Regions from separate parts of the Mus musculus genome. Here region 1 is linked to region 2. A link is a loop called in an ENCODE intact Hi-C map of the cell type or tissue named here. Cell type or tissue: left cerebral cortex. All regions are shown on one strand. Links, peaks and the distances in the headings refer to the core of each region. The heading gives the core; the rest is flanking DNA.

Region 1 (5,374 bases), core at 186-5,185, 240 kb before region 2:
GTTCAAAAGCAGCCCCACCTAAGGTCAGTTTATTCTTAGAAGCCAGGGCCCTTGCCATAGTTCCAATTCTACTCTAATGTATAATCCACCTTCCTCCTAAGCCATTGTAAATTCCTGTGTATGGGAGTGAATCAGCTGTTATTCTAAGTATTTATTCTAGTTCCTTCTTAAACCACAACCTTCCTTCTTCCTAGGCCATTGTAAATTCCTGCACATGGGAGTGACTCAGCTGTTATTCTAAGTGAATTTGTGGGGGACTTTCTTCTATTAAGTAATGCAGTCTGCCATACATAACTATAATAAGAATTCTAAACTTACTTTGCTAAGCTTGCCCTGAAATTTCTAATTCTATGTAGTAGATAGTAATGCCTGATTTCTTTTACTATCTCTCTGTCAACACTGGAGGCTTTTCGTCTGAATGAGTAGCATTCTTACAAAATTCAAAGCCCAAGGTTGGTTCAACGATTTCCTAGGATATTGGAACGTTGGTGAAGGCTAATCTAACTTAGCTATATGTTCCTTGGAGGCACTTATAATAAAACAATATTGAAGGAAAGCACACAGATCCATTCACCAACTGATGTAGGGACAAGTTTGGAGCATTCGTGCTACAGGATGCCGAGACTCCAGGAGACTCCATGAAACTTTTTGCCTCAGAACTTGGTCCAAGATTTTGGGCCTGTCACTCAGTTTTCACTGGAGTGGGTGTGGCAGGGAAAGAGAGAAATTGAGACTGGAAGTTCACCTAGTAACATCTTAAACATCAAATGGAAGCCACCATTAACCATAAGCCTTAATTAGTTTTCCATGCCTCTGGCCTAGAGATAACAATTACACTTCCACTGATATACACTGGTAATCATTATTATGAGCTGTAAAATGACCAATAACTCCATGTCCCATGTGCCATTGTTAAAGGGGAATGACAATAAAACTCATACCATACCAAACCCTAGAAAGTCAGGGACTGTCACATCAACCAGTGAAGAGTCATCTGGTTTTTTAAAGGTGCTCTCTCTACGCTGGATATACCACCAGCCTGTGTTTGAACAGCCATTTCAGATCTCTTGGGCCAGAAAACGAACATCAAGCATTTAATGGGTCTCTTGGATTCATTTTTTGTTGTTGTTTTCATTGTAAGTGCTTCAAATTACAAGAGCAAATTGGGTGTTTGCAAGGTGGGAGCTAAGAATGGGTCATCTCTGAAGCATGCAAGACCACAATCACCCCAGTCTCCTCTGCCACTCAGCCCTTGTTCCTCACAGCAAGGCTGTCAGGCCACTCCCTCACATTCATCCATCCAAGCACACCCCAGCATCTACACCTCCAGAGAGAGCTTGATGTTCCCTGAAGAGACTCTCACACAACTGGCAGCTTGCTTTTCTCACCAAACAGATGATAAGCAAGTTTGCAGCACTTTCTTCAAGATGGGGGGATTGGGGGGAAGGTAGGGGGTTGTTGGAGTGGAGGTGGGAGATGGGGGATGGACTCATGTCCATCCCCCATCTTGAAGAAAGTGCTATCTCTCTGTGTGTGAACACACAGCAGAATACCACCTTCCACTCTTTTTTTCTCTTCTTTTCTTGCCCCTCCTCTCGCCTTCCCTTTTGTCTCACTGTTCAGGGACCTCACATTGACAGTCAGATATGCACTCTTCTGCCTTTTTCCTTGTGTCCCGAAATAGAATTAAGTACTTGTTGCACCCATGCTATCAGATAAGATTCACCATTCATGGTGCCCCTGAGAAAGGAAACCTACCCTAGTAAAAGAATCTACCCGGATTCCTCAACTGAGAAATGGAGATCCAAAAATCTACATTCCAGTCTAAAGCTCATCAAGAAGTAAATTTCCCACAGAGGAAACATTCGCCTCCACTTTGGTGGCGATGGAACAGCGGTTTAGGTAATAGTTTTAGGTTAGACAAAATACGAACGGAAACTAATCACCACATCAACTTGTGAACTGAATTCACTCACCAATAAAATTTAAAGTAGTTTAAATTCAGCAATTTTCCCTGCAGGTTCCCAACAGAAGCAAATACAACGTGATGGTTTATGTTCACTGTCAACTTTACTAGTTTAGAATCACCATGGAAACATGCCTCTGGGCATAGCTATTGGGTGTTTCTAGAAATATTGAAATGAGCAAGGAATATTCACCCTGAATGAAGATGACGGATGACATCCTATGGGTGGAGTCCCAGGCTGAAAAGGAGGAAGTGAGCTGAGCCCCAGCATGCATCTCTCTCTGCTTCCTGGCTGTAGGTTCCTTGTGACCAGCTGCATTGGGCTGCTGTCTGCGGCTCCTACCGCCATGAGTCCATACTATGACCTGGACTCTGGAACTGTGAACCAAGACAAACCTTTCCTCTTACATCACTTTCTGTCAGGTATTTAGTTATAACAATGAAGAGAATAACTAATACAGGTGGTCTAGAGAAATCTACGGCTATAGTGCTGACCAGGATTATGAGACTATTATAGATCCAAATTAGGAAGAGTTGGAACATAGAGGTAAAATATTAAGCAGGCAAATTATGTGGATTGTGTAGCTGGCTATTTGTAGCAATGACTATCACGCATATTTTGTCAATGGCCTAACTAATACCTTCCCAAATGTCTTCAAGGACATAGCCTGTTCCCTTTTACCCTCTTTTGTGGTTTCATGGCACTCCATGAGGAAGAACAGTGAAAGTCTATGCACCATTAACTTACAGATTGGGATATTTAGTGGATAGAAAGGTGGTGTGTCATCCATTATAGAACTTAAAGACAAATCAGAAGCCCAGCAGGATTGTCTGTATCAGGTATACAAGTATACTGTGCCCTGGGGCTGGGGGAACGGGTCTGGGTGCAAAGGACTCAAGAGTTAGGCCAAGTTTGATACATTCATCTTGGAGAAACCTCTGGGATCCAAAAGAAGCTTAAATGTATGACAAATAGATGTGGTGGGGCAGGGCACTGGCAACAAAAGCAGAAGTCTATATGGGGTACCTGTGGGTCCCCAGTAAAGAGCAGAGACAGTCACCCAATAAGGAAAATCCTATTTAAAAGACACTGTAAGGTTCCCAGACCACAGATGTGTGCTCACTTCTGACCACAAGAGTACAATGCAAAACTGTGAAGGGATGCCAACTGTGGCTTGGGAATGTAAAGTCAGTTCAAGATTGCCTGGGCTCAAGGCCATTCCTAGTCATTAACACATCTTGAAAGGGGTTTGAGACATGCAGAAGCAATTCCTCAAGTCTCTGCTGGCACCTACAGTTCGAGATAGGAATAGCAAAATAAAATCAGCAGGCATGAAAAGCCTACTCCAAACTGACCTACATTCGTGCTATTATATTTGCATAATTTTCATGTATGCATTCACACACACACACAAACACACACACACACACACATGGGGCCATTTGATATGTAGAGTTTACACAAGGCATCGCTTTCATTGAATTAAACTGATTCTAGGTTTGGCACTTTTCCCACGGTAAGCCAGTGTTGTCGAAATCAGATTTGTCACTTCATTAAACCTGAGCATTAATAGTCCCACCGCCTTCGGAGACATCTTTGTGTCTCGCTGAACCAGTTTGGAATGTCAGGGTGAAGAGACAAGTACTTTAAAGGATGGAGATGTTACAAATGAGACGAATTGCAAAGGCTTCTGTCTATAGAGTGGAAAACGTGACAACAATCTCATAGTGGATGAAGGGTAATTTAGTTAAGTGCAGTCTGAGCTTGAACGTTCTTAATAATTCCTGGGCTGGACATTATACCCACAACTTTAAAGGTGGTGGGAAAGTAAAGATTATCAACTAAAAGCATCATGGACACAAGCTTCTGGAAATGTCTAAATGAGGGAGTCTCTGCATTGAGTTGAGGTAGGAAGACCTAACCTAACTGTGAGCTCTTCCATGGGCTGGAATCCTGACCTGAATAAAAAAGAAAAGTGAGCATATATTCTCTCTCTCTCTCTCTCTCTCTCTCTCTCTCTCTCTCTCTCTCTCTCTCTCTCTCTCTCTCTCTCTCTCTCTCTCTCTCTCTCTCTCTCTCTCTCTCTCTCTCTCTCTCTCTCTCTCTCCCTCCCTCCCTCCCTCCCTCCCTCCCTCCCCGCCTCTTGCTTTTTCTCCCTCTCTCCCTTCCTCCTCACTCTCTCCCTTCCCCTTCCCCCCCTTTCTCCCTCCATCTCTCTCTTCTCTAGCTTTTCTGCTCTCTTGCCCTCTTACTCTCACTCTGTCCTCTCTCCTGATTGCAGATAACAAGCTGTCTGTTGGCCAGCTTCCATCCCTTCCTCACCAGGGTGGATCTTCTTCCCCCAAGAAATGATTAGCCAAAAAGAACCTTTCCTTCTTTGAGTTTGCTTTGCTTCTGGTGATTTCTCATAGCAACAGGAAAAACATGAAACAGAAGACCCAAGGCTCCCTTCCTGCAATAACAAGCATTATGTAGAACTTCCTGACCAATGTTCATTTTTTAAATGATATTTAAATTTTACTAACAGTACCCTCCCCCGAAAAAAAGATAATTCCTCTGGAAGATAAGCTTTTCAGGTGAGCAGACTTTTGGTTGCAGGGTACAGGTCTTGACACTTAACTCTCACCATGAGGTCTGTGCCAACCAGCTCATAGCAATTCCACAGTGGCCAATAGATAGTTGCATTTTGTTGCTATGACAAAACGCCTGGCAAAAACAACTTAAGGAAGGGGAAGGTTTATCTTGTCTCACAGTCTGAGGGCTCCGTCTTTCCTGGCATAGACGTCATGAAGGCAGGAGTTGAGGTATTTGGTTGTATCATATCTGTCTTGTGGAAATAGAGAAAGATGAGTGTGCATACCTACTTCATTTAGTTCAATTGACAAAGTCCCTCAAAGCCCCGTAGATTTGATTCCAAGGTCACTCAAGGTCCTTTCCAGTTCAACATGAACCAATCCAGCCAAGAGTCCCCAGCCTGGGGCTGGAAGGAGCAAAGCCAGGCCATGTACAAGGATTTTTGTGCCACACCCAAATTCCTCCAATGAGAGAAGAGATGAACCCACATATCTGATTATTGCCATATTGAAAAGTATAGCATTATTTTTACATTAAAAGAAAATATTATGAAATATTCCAAGTTAACAATAAGTTCACTATTCCCCTGTGGGTCTTCCTGCCTCCAACCACAACATATGGAAAAAGAGGCAAGGATCCCAATACAATAGCACCATACAAGCTGACAGCAACTCCTTCTCAGAAACTGCATCATTTCTTGTTGATAATCTGTGGCACTTTAAAATAAAATGGCCTCCATAGGCTCATAGGGGTGTGGCCTTATTAGAGGAATTGTGTCACTGGAGATAGGCTTTGAGTTTCTTAGAAGCTCATGCCATGCCTAGTGTGTCTCA
Region 2 (5,374 bases), core at 131-5,130:
GGGACCCACTGCAGCTTCCAGGGTGTGGTTTTGGGGTGTTTTAAATTTTCTTTGAGAGGAGGGGTTGCCGGGGCAGAGGTGAAGGGACTGAGAGAAGAGAGGGATTGGAGTGAAGATGGGAAATTCACAAAGAATCGGTTAAAAAAAAAGTTGAAAGAAAGAAAGCATCGGTAAAAAGTTGAAAGAAAGAAAGAAAGAAAGAAAGAAAGAGAGAGAGAGAGAGAGAGAGAGAGAGAGAGAGAGAGAGAGAGAGAAAGGAAGGAAGGAAGGAAGGAAGGAAGGAAGGAAGGAAGAAAGAAAGAAAGAAAGAAAGAAAGAAAGAAAGAAGGAAAGGAAGGAAGGAAGGAAGAAGGGAGGGAGGGAGGGAAGGAGGGGGAGGGAGGGAGGAAGGAAGGAAGGAAGGAAAGAAAGGAGGGAGGGAGGGAAGGAAGCTGAGCAGCAAGCTATCAAGAGCAAGGCAGTAAGCAGCATCCCTCCATGGCCTCTGCATCAGCTCCTGCCTCCAGGTTCCTGCCCTGCTTGAGTTCCTGTCCTGGCTTCCTTCAGTGATGAGCTGCTATCTAGAAATGTCAGCAGAATAAACCCTCTCCTTCCCATGTTGTTTTGGTTATGTGTTTGTCATCACAGTAATGGTAACCATAAGACAAGCCTCAAATTTTGTAAACATTCCAAAGACACACAAAGAGAAAAGGAAGGAACATGGCTTCCTATCTGCCACCTTCCTTCTCCAAAGCAGTCCCTGCTCCTTCATCCTGGTGACTCCTTGTTGGAAGTTCATAGTGGGGACAGAGGCCCCATGCCTGACCTCGAGGCACTCGTATGTCAGATGGGACCCGTGTCTGGCAGATACCAAAGTGTTACCTAGAGACCCAGCAGGCCAGCAACTGTTTCCAGACCAGATCTGCATTTACTTCCAGTTCTGAAGGTCATTTGATGGACCGCCCTCCAAGAAAGCCATTGTCTATCGTTTAAAAGTCAGAATCCCTCTGCTGCTTAGCAACCCAGTTACAAATACAGGTGGAGATAAGGGGAAATCATTGCATTCAAGTTCCCCCACACACCGCTCTGCAGTGTGCCCCCAAACAGCCAGTCCCCGCAAATACCTCATCCTCCAGCGTCCTGAGCATTGGCACGAGAGACATTCAGCTCCTCACAGAGATCCTTCCTCAAGGCTGGAGAATATGCTGACACCGTCCTTGTCTTTAACACGATGACTCAGAACCCAAGCTGTTGAATTAGAGCCCAGATGCAGTGACTTTGGACAAGTATTTCTTGATTTAAATAAGGGGGGGGGGATAGGGGCCCCAGAGATGACTCAGTTGTACTTGCCCTACAGGTAAGGAGACCTGAGTCTGATACACAGAACCAGCCTTTTAAAAATGAGAGTGGTGGTACACACTTTTAACCTCAACTGTGGAAAGGCAGAGACAGATGGATCCTTTGGGTTTGCCAGACAGCCATCCTGGGTGAATTGGTGAACCCCAGGTCCCAGTGAGGGACCCTGTCTCAAAAAGAAAGGAAGGAAGGATGGATGGATGGACCCCTAAGGGACAGCGTCTGAGGTTGTCTTCTCCTCTGACTCCACCTGCACTTACACATGTGTGCACATGCATCCTCTGTTAGTGTGCTAAGACCCTTGGACCAATAGCAGTTTAGGGGAAGAAAGGGTTAATTTGGATTACTCTTTCATGTCAGAGTCCATCCCTGAGGGGAGCCCGAGCAGTAACTCAAGCAGGAACCATGGAAAAACTCTACCTGCTGACTCACTAGTGCTTCTCGTTCTCCCTCCCTCCCTCCCTCCCTCCTTCTCCTCTTCCTCCTCCCTCCCTCCCTCTCTCTTTCACAGGCTCATGTTCAACTAGCTTTCTAATACAACCCAGGACTACCTGCATAGGGAATGGTATCACCCACAAAAGGCTGGGGACTCCTATATCAATTCTCAATAAAGACAATTCATCACAGTCATGCCCAGTCTAACCTGATAAAGGCAGTTACTCAGTCGAGGCTCCTTTTGGGGGAAAGATTTTATTTCATAATTATTTATTTTTATTTTATATGTGGGGTATTTTGTCTACAGACCTCTAAGCACTGTGTGCATGCAGTGCTCTCTGCGGCCAGAAGAGGGCGTCAGATCCCTCGGAACTGGAGTTAAAGATCATTGTGGGTTCTGGGAACAAAACCCGTTTCTCCAATCCTGATAACTCCCTTTTCAGGTGATTCTACGCTGTCTAAAGTTCACAGTTAATGCTAACCAGGCCACCCTAATACAAATGCACAGTCTCACGCACAAACACACAATCAGTCAATAAGAGAAAGCAGTTAACACCCACTTGAGAATGCTGGATATTTCTAAAGCACTTGGCCAAATGATACACTTGGGAGATAAACAAAGGGGAAAGGTGAATTAGTGTCGCACACGTTGCCACCAGCTCTCCTGTGGGAAATAATCCAAAAAAAGAACAAATTCAAAGATGTGGGGCAGTGGCAGCTCCTAGGGAGCACACCTTTCCCGGGGTTCTTTATACTCGCCCCAGGGTAGCCTTAAATCTGGAGGTGCAATCGCTCATTCCCCAGAGAGATCACAGCAAAGCAAACACTGGACTCGGGCCAGGATTTCACACCACCGTAACAACTTAGAGGCAAAGGGGAACTTTCTCAGCAGCCTCCGGTCAGCTATGAGGAAATACCTCTCATTTTTTATCTCCCAAGAAAAGTTTTCTGAAAAACTTGGCGCCTGGAGGAGAGTCTTAGCGGTGTTTGGAGATTCATCGCCATCTAGTGGCTGCTGAGCCACATTGCAGGACAAACGTGACGGAGAACAAGCTCTGCAAAGAGTTTCTGCCTCCCAGGGTGCTGCAGCATCTCTCTCACCGGGAGTCTTGCCAAGAATCGACAGCTGCGGACCATCTAGGAGGGGAGACGATGCTATTTAGGCAACTCCCGTTTTAAAACGTCAAGATAGAATCCCACGCTTCATGTCTTCTCTTTCTGAATGCATGGTTCTCTTTTTGAGGCTTTTGACCTTGATAGCTTCTTGGAGACTGTTATAGATTCACACACAGGGTGGCTATGAGTGGGAGCCCTCGTGGGACTTGTGAGCCACCACAACGTGACCCAGCACACATGTCGGTCTTCAGCTCACTCTTGAGTCCTTAGTCTCTGTTTCCGGAAAGCCCACAGCCCCTCACCCTTATCAGTCAGTACTCTTTAGTCTACCCAAAGCCTACCTCCACCTGACTTCTGAGATCCTCTCTGCTACCTGACTCTTCCACCTTGCTCTCCCCTGCCCATGCCCTCAGTGCCAAAGCTCCCTCATGCTTAGATCGTAAACACAAGTCTTCAAATGTTGGTACGCATCAGTGCTATCTGCGGCATCTGTATTGTGGAAAAGTCCCCCGGAGAGTCTGTTATGTACCAAAAGATGAGATGTACCATCTCCTCCTCCTCCTCCTCCTCCTCCTCCTCTTCTTCTTCTTCTTCTTCCTCTTCCTCTTCCTCTTCCTCGGAAGTTTTGCTCGCTCTCCTTGGTCAGCGGCTCCACGACCACCCATTCTGACAGTTTCCCCCTCTCCTTCTTCACAAGGCTTTTGCTTCCCCCTCTCCTTCTTCACAAGGCTTTTGCTTCCCCCCCCACCCTTCAATCCCCCATTCCCAATACTGTGGGTCTCCCTTCTCCCTGGATGAAGAGAGCTGAGTCGCAGAAGAGGGTTGCCCGACTGCCTGTAGAGAACGGACGGAAATGATGTCATTCTGAATCCCAAAGGAGAAAGGAGACAGATGAACTTTACTCGGGGTGAATCAAGGGTTATATGGTTTGGGGGCATGGGGAGTAGGAATATCCAGGGTGGGCAAACATCATTGGCTGAAGGCTAAGGTACTGAGATGCCTCATTAGCATGGGGAGGGGCTCCAGGAATCTCAGCTGCGTGCTGAACAGGTTCTTACAGGGAGAAAGGAAGCTGTAATCTAACCAAAGCTATGTGACATTCCGAAGGTAGAGGGTATAGGGGTTTCGAGCTCCCCAGATAAGGTCAGAGAAGAAGCCCTACCATTTGGCACGGAGCTCAGGCCTTTCCAGTAATGTCCGACTTCAACCTTAATTAGCAGGGTTTCTCACACTGATACAAAAGCTGCAACAAAATCCCTGGCCAAAAAAAAAATCTTAGGAAAGCAGTTTATTTTGGCTCTCCGTTTGGGAGTACATCCTGTCATGGGGGAAGGCTTAGTGGTGAGAGCCCCTCTTGCCACAGTGACAAGAACACCAGGCAGTAGGTCACATTGCCTCTACAGCCAGGAAGCAGAGAGAGAAGCATGCGGGTGCCTGGTACAATCGCTCCTTTTTATTCAGTCCTGGACCCCAGTCCAAGGATGGTGGCAGCCACTTTCAGGGTGAGTCTTTCTTCCTCAGTTAAACCTGTCTGGAAACTCCCTCACAGAGTTTCTCAGGGGACTGTCTCCCATGTGATTAACTAAACCCAGTCAAGTTTGATGTGTTTATACAAAGATAAAGAAAGGGGGAATATGTTCTATGGAGGTGTAGTCAGGTATGGGGGAAGGGGGTGCCTCGGTGGGCCCATGCTGAGGCATCCCTTCCCCCTGAGGAACCAGCCACACGTTATAGTATAGAATAGAGTTCATTCAGGGCATGGGGAGGGGAATCAAGAGGCAGAGAACAACACAGAGACAGAGTGGTGAAGCAGAGGCTGGCCATGAGCATGTGGAGAGAGGGGGGAGGGAATGAGGAGGGAGTGGGAGCAGGAAGGCAAGAGCAAGAGAGGAAGAGCGAGGAGGGGGCAAGCAGCCCCCCCCCCTTTTTTGGTTTGTTGTTGTTTTGTTTTGTTTTTGAGACAGGGTTTCTCTGTGTAGCCCTAGCTGTCCTGGAACTCACTTTGTAGACCAGGCTGGCCTCGAACTCAGAAATCCGCCTGCCTCTGCCTCCCGAGTGCTGGGTGGGCCACCACGCCCGGCTAGCAGCCCCTTTTATAGTGAGTCAGGCACACCTGGCTGTTGCCAGGTAACTGTGGGGCGGAGCTCAGACAGAAGGCTAGCAAAGTTGGCAGTCAGCATTACCCATCATGCCTAGCAAAGCTACTTCCAAGTTCAAAAGTCTTACAGAAGCTTCCCACTTCACCCCTTGTCACTCTTTGGCTGAGCGCTGCTGTGTTCTCTGAGCACCCTGCTGCGTCTTCGTCTTCGGAACACCACCATCTCTTCCTCCCCAACCAGAGGGGGAACACCGAAACTAACTGCGTTTGACTGACGAATGTGCTCAGGCTTGTGAGACGACTCAGTAGGTAGAGGTGCCAAGTAGTAAATTGCTGCCAATCCAGACGACCTGAGTTCTGTCTCTGGCACTCGCGTAGTTGAAAAAGAGA

What was found. A loop is a pair of places that touch in the nucleus more often than their neighbours do. Peaks named below come from ENCODE experiments on the same cell type or tissue, not always from the same donor. Only the 100,000 strongest peaks of a DNase experiment are listed, where the experiment ranks them.
Region 1: it touches region 2 in a loop (4-fold over the local background); 3 of 42 quality-filtered maps call a loop at or near these places.

What each region holds. Positions count from the first base shown.
Region 1 is chr10:66,571,807-66,577,180 of GRCm38, forward strand. No RefSeq gene overlaps it. Among named protein-coding and RNA genes, the nearest start is that of Gm40677, 62 kb to the left of the region's middle. In left cerebral cortex, for the core only: a CTCF peak has its summit at 3,241; DNase peaks (open chromatin) are centred at 3,243 and 3,524.
Region 2 is chr10:66,811,893-66,817,266 of GRCm38, forward strand. It overlaps Gm40678 (a long non-coding RNA gene), which reads right to left. Exons shown (of 3, transcript XR_871772.1): 2 at 1,104-1,227. Among named protein-coding and RNA genes, the nearest start is that of Gm40678, 15 kb to the right of the region's middle. In left cerebral cortex, for the core only: CTCF peaks have their summits at 2,101 (motif pointing right) and 2,771 (motif pointing left); DNase peaks (open chromatin) are centred at 1,172 and 2,849; H3K27ac peaks cover 276 bases.